Linked DNA regions of Homo sapiens: region 1 is linked to region 2. The links are chromatin loops, found by intact Hi-C in ENCODE. Cell type or tissue: endothelial cell of umbilical vein. All regions are shown on one strand. Links, peaks and the distances in the headings refer to the core of each region. The heading gives the core; the rest is flanking DNA.

Region 1 (2,931 bases), core at 259-2,758, 480 kb before region 2:
TCACCATTCCTGAAAAAGAGAAATCCTGAGATAAGTAAAGTGGCAGTTCTGTTGACATAAAAGAAGTCGTTAGAAGGGAGGGTGGGACGGGCAGAAAACTGCCATGTAACTACTCTTCCTATCCACTTTTCCAAGTGCTTTCCTGGGAAGTTTTCCACTGTTTGACTTTTTATTTTCTTTACGGAATTTATATCTCCTCACCTAATGTTGCTGGTTTTCACCCCAATTATACCTGTAAAAGCCATTTGTGAAGTCACCTGGAAGATTTTTGACAGAAAGGGGGTGTGTAGATCTGGAAATGCTAGATGGGGCCCCTGCATCTGACTCCTTGTCCCAATTCTTTTCCTTGGGAATTGCCTGAAGAAATGCCTCTACTGGGGCTTGTTACATTTGTAAATGAATTTTTTTCCATTGTGTGTGGGAGTCTTGAGAACTTACTAATATTGAAACAGGTAACAACAATTTAAACATTTTTAAAAGTTGATGCAAACAAATAGCCTTAAGAGTTAACATTATTAACACATTTCTATTCCGCTAATGTGGTATGAAACTGACACACAGAATTTTCAATTGTATTATTCCATGTTACCCTAAAAAACAATTTTGGAATGAACTCAAGAAAGGTAATGTTCTTTTTACTTTAGATAAAAGAAATCACTGGGATAAAAATGGAAGGGATGTATAGCTGTTATAAAAGAAAGGTATTTAAGTCAAGCAAGAATTTAATTGCCATTTCACAGTGCCTTGCTTTTGTTCCTAATTTTCTAATCCTGTTCTGTACTGTTCCTTATTTTCTAATTTTCTAAGCTGATAACGACCCACACGTGCAAATTCTGGTTTAACACCCCAGAAAGTTTAATTGCATTTATTCTTGTTTACTGGTTTTGGCAATTTTAGCCAATCTTATGATCTTTTGCAAAGTAACAACGTAGAGACAGTATGAATGCTGATGGTAGATGTTGAAGCTGATAATTAAACCAGACTTTTTGTGAGAGGGAATTTTGTAGCCCAGGCTCACAAGCTCACAGACTTTCCTTGTTGTGAGATTATTTATTTACTCAGATCCCCACACATTTTGTGTTTTATCCTGGGGTTGGGCGGAGGCAGGCGTGGGGAAGCCTTTTCTAAAAGTCAGAGTACGAAATACTCAAAGGGATTCCTAAATTCAGCAATTACTCAACCACTGGTGCAGAGAAGGTAAGTTATTTAGAGTTGTTGATGTTTTAAATAAGCCGAGTGAAGGAAGCTCTTCAGGCGGACAAAGCGGAGAATATTGGGCCAAAGGGCCGAGCACACCCCTGCAGTGCCCTTCGCCCAGTCTACCATGGGGTGGCGCTCTAAGGCCCAGATTTGCCCGCCCTCGTCCTCCACGCGCTATTGCAAGCAGCAGAGAATGAACCCTCTCAAGCTTTCGTTCTTGTGTCTCTTTCTCATTGTACATGTAAAATATTTACATTGAAAACCCACTGACCGTCAGCAATGATGAAAATAACTAAGTAATTAGAAATTGGTTGGACATTTGTATACTTAGCTCTCTCAAGTATGTTTATACAGCTGATAGAAATGAAGGTTTGGGATAAAAAGAATAATAGCACTATCATATAATTTCAAAGTTTGAATTACTTTTTTTCCTGAAAATATTTTAGGTTAAAAAAACCGCTCATATCTAAACTCCTAGAAATCCACTTTTAACCTTTTAATAAATTATGCCATATAATACAATTTTAAAATCCAAAGATTCAAGGTAATTTAGTTATTAATGAAGTCAGAGTTACTGTATTTTTTCATGATAAAAGAAGGAAGGTGAATAGATTTTAAATAAATGAAGATTTCAAGCTAGCACCTTTGTTTTAGTTTAGCACCCTGGACTATGCCCTGTTGAAAGCATTAAAGAAAGATGCAAAATCTTTGAATAAACTGCAAATTAATCTCCATTACCCAAATAATTTCCATCATTTTTATTGTTTTACTGGGCAGATATATTGCTCTGTGTAAAGGGAAAAAAGAGAGTGCTCGATTTTCAAAGGGAAAGAAGCATAGAGGATAAGGTTCACAGCTACAAAAATACATATGATTCATTTTAAAATGGAGCCTTAAAGACAGTGGTCTGGTCAACCATCAGCATCTTCCATTACCAAGAAGAAAATATCCTCCCATATGAACCATATCTACCATTTTTTATCTTATTCATTTTACTTAATATCATATCATGAGCACTTTCCCAAATTATTAAATACTCTTAGAAAATCTCATTATTCATGGCTCTATCATCATTTAAAAAAATTTTGCGTATTACTCATTGAACAGACTATTTTTAATTTTTCTAAACAATTGTCTAATAAGTCCTTATAAATAAAATTGCCCAGGAGATATATGTACATAAATTTTTGTCAAGCAACTGTCTTTAAATCTTTAAAGAAAGTTTTATTTTAATGTAAAAAAATTTAATCTTAACTTTAAAAAGTTTTTTAAAAAGAAACCGTAGATAAATATACTCCTACATAATATAAAATTGATTATATAGACAAGCATTTTTTTGTCGGGGGGGTGGGGGGAGGGTTGGAGAGTGTCAGGATTTTAAAATCCCAGTTAGAATAAACAGATACTGTATCTACTTGGATTAATTTTGAGATGCCAAATTTCCAGAACTATTCATTAATATCTCATTAATGTCAGATTTATATACTCAACAAATCTGAAAGAGTCAATCTAATTTACTATTTAAACGTTGACATTTTATATTTTTTCTACACAAATATTTGGGTTTAAAAAGGAAACCAAGAGCTATATTGGGAAAAACTTTGATGCCCCTGACCCTAAGAAAGCGTTACTCTTCATGAAGAAAGAATAAATGTTTGAGGTGGCAGATATCCCAGTTACCCAGATTTGATCATTTCACATTGTATCCTTGTATCAAATATCACATGTACT
Region 2 (2,931 bases), core at 239-2,738:
AGCAAAATACACCAAAATGTTAACAGAGTAATCTCTGCAATGTGATTGCAGGCATTTTTTTCTTTTTTCTTTATACTTCTCTTGATTTTTCAGTTTCTATAATGAGCTAGTACTACTTTTATAATTAGAAAAAGGCCATGTTATGTTAAAATAGACTTCTGTCTATGTTCTAGAAGAAGTGAATTGTATAATAATAAATTAGACATCAATTAAAAACACAAATCATTAGCAGTATACAGCCAGAGTTTACAAAGAACAACTTAAACCATACAAACTTCATAACTTCTTTTGGCTTGAACTCTAAGATTCAGCAGATGTTATACTGGAATTTTAGTAAAGGACATGGTATAGTCTCCCGAGATTTTACTGACAGATGAATTTAAATCTGTTTGGATCAGAGAAACTGCACTTGGTTGAAAAACAAGGCTGTAGGTCTGTAAACAAAAGGAAGTGATGACCTGATCAAGGGAAGAGGCTAATGAAAAAGCCATAGTGTCAATCAGCAACCAGCCATAGAGAACAGAGGCATAGCCTAGATGGCACATGGAGTATTTAAGATGGTAAAAGGCTCTGGTAGGGAGAAAAAATGGCAAGATGGCAGGGAGAAGTAATGATTATTAAGCACCTGCTTCATGTGAAAATTGTGCTAGTCTTTGGTGTATTGCTCTCTTGTACTGTGTGAACAACATCTCTACAAGTTAGGAATTCTTTCCGATTAACAGATGAGGAAATTAAGAGTAAAAAAAGACGTTAAATGTAACAAATAGTAAATACTGACAGATACAGCAACTTACCTATTTAGTTAAATGTGATCTGAAAAATAAAATCTATCAATAGTGAGTTCCTAGTAAGCATTAAAAAAAAAAAAACCAGAGAAATTACTGTGCTAAACATTGACAGAAGTGTACTATGTAACATGAAAGGAAAAACCCAAGGGTTTTTGCTTTTTGTTTTTTAAATTTTTTGAATTTCGACTTCACATATTACATTTAATAACATGGGGGATACAAGGACAATTAGTTTGCCCCTCTCTCGATAAGTATAGTGAAATTATGGCCGGGATATTGTATCTCATTATGATAGATTTATTCCAGCAAAGACAATAAGGTCCATAAAAATGCTAAGGTATTGTCTGTGGAGATCCTGACTAAATGTTGACTAGGATGAGTCATAGCATAGCTGAAATGCATAAGCACTTGGAGGAAATGATGGGGTTTGATCTAAACAGGATAAGTAGAATAAAAGTAAGGAAAGGAAGAAGCATAGGTCAAATATCAATAAAAACTTTCCAACAGTGGAAACTATCAAAACCAGAAGATTTGTTCCCAAAGGAGATTCATATTTTGGAAGATTTAATATTTGACTGAGTAAACATGAAAAAATAACTAATCGAGAACAGTTCTCAATTTTATGCTTCTATAGATTCATTTGTAAATAAACTGTTGAGCAATGATGTCCCATTTATTCATCAGCATTAGGGAACAAACTGTTCTGTAGAAGTCAGTTCCCCAGATGTTGCAGGACTTGCAACAGCTACAGATTTTTGAAAAAATTTCAACTTATTTAATGGGAAATTATTTAAATTGCGTTACTCAGATCCTTGGCTTCTTCAACATTCCAATTCAGAATTACGATATGAGATAGCAGAACTATGTGTGGAAAGCCTCCTGGAACATGGGCTCAGGACAAGCAGAGTCCCAGTCTTAGTTCAAGTAGAAAGTAGCTATGACCGTGAAGGTCATTTATCCTTCTGGTCCATATATTTTTTTAAATATACAACTATAAATAAAAGTATGGGGAAAATGATCTCATTCACATGTGCACATGTTTTTCTTTGATGGGTAGGTAATAAGAAGCTGAATATGTGGGTAAAAGGGATTTTAGCATTCTAAAGTTATATTTATGATAACCAGAACTTATTCACTTATTCTGTGTGTAATTAAACATAAATACACTTTTATCCACCATTGCTCAATTGATCCCATTTTTAAGAACTTTATTGCTGTATAATCAATGTATGATAAACTGTACAATTTAACAAGTTTGAGCATTTGCATATGCTAATAGAACTATCACCACCGTCAAGATAGTGAACATATCCATCATTCCCAGTAGTGATCTCTTGCTCCAGTACATTTCCTTCTTCCCACCCATCTTCCCTCCACCAGGCAACTGCTGATTGGATTTCTGTCACTATATATTAGTTCACATTTTCTAGAATTTTAAATAAATGAAACAAAACTGTATATACTCTTTTTTCAGTCTGGATTTTTTTGTTTTGCATAATTATTTTGAAATTCATCTATGTTGTATTTATCTGTAGTTCATTTCTTTTTATTATTAAATAGTAATTTATTGCATGCCAATTTGTTTATCCATTAACTCCATTCGTCTGTTGATGGACATTAGGGTTGCACCAGTTTTGACTATTACAAATAAGGCTATTGTGAACATTTGTGTGTAAGTCTTTGCATGAACATTTGCTTTCATTTCTCTTGGATAAATATCTGGAATAGAATGGTTGGCTCCTGTGATAGGTATATATTTAATTTTTTAGGAAACTGACAAACTATTTTCCAATATGATTGTGCCATTTTGCATTCTCAGCAGCAGTGTATGAGAATTCCAGTTCCTCCACAACCCTATCAGCACTTAACATGGTCAGTCTTCTTAGTTTAGCCATTCTGATGAAAGTGCAGTAGTCACAGCACTTTAGGAGGCGGAGGCAGGCGGATCACCAGGTCAGGAGATGGAGACCATCCTGGCTAACACGGTGAAACCCCGTCTCTACTGAAAATCCAAAAAATTAGCCGGGCATGGTGGCGGGTGCCTGTAGTCCCAGCTACTCAGGAGGCTGAGGCAGGAGAATGGTGTGAACCCGGGAGGCGGAGCTTGCAGTGAGCCGAGATTGCACTACTGCACTCCAGCCTG

The links. Hi-C counts contacts between places; a loop is a spot of excess contacts. Peaks named below come from ENCODE experiments on the same cell type or tissue, not always from the same donor. Only the 100,000 strongest peaks of a DNase experiment are listed, where the experiment ranks them.
Region 1: it touches region 2 in a loop (2.6-fold over the local background); 3 of 110 quality-filtered maps call a loop at or near these places.

Annotation. Positions count from the first base shown.
Region 1 is chr6:84,421,234-84,424,164 of GRCh38, forward strand. LINC01611 (long intergenic non-protein coding RNA 1611) reads right to left here. Exons shown (of 5, transcript NR_132100.1): 5 at 1-9. The region is part of intron 1 of LOC107986620 (a long non-coding RNA gene); the gene reads left to right. Among named protein-coding and RNA genes, the nearest start is that of LINC01611, 52 kb to the right of the region's middle. In endothelial cell of umbilical vein, for the core only: a CTCF peak has its summit at 1,318; a DNase peak (open chromatin) is centred at 1,398.
Region 2 is chr6:84,896,880-84,899,810 of GRCh38, forward strand. No RefSeq gene overlaps it. Among named protein-coding and RNA genes, the nearest start is that of TBX18, 130 kb to the left of the region's middle. In endothelial cell of umbilical vein, for the core only: no CTCF peak of the experiment used is centred there; a DNase peak (open chromatin) is centred at 1,182; H3K27ac peaks cover 1,601 bases.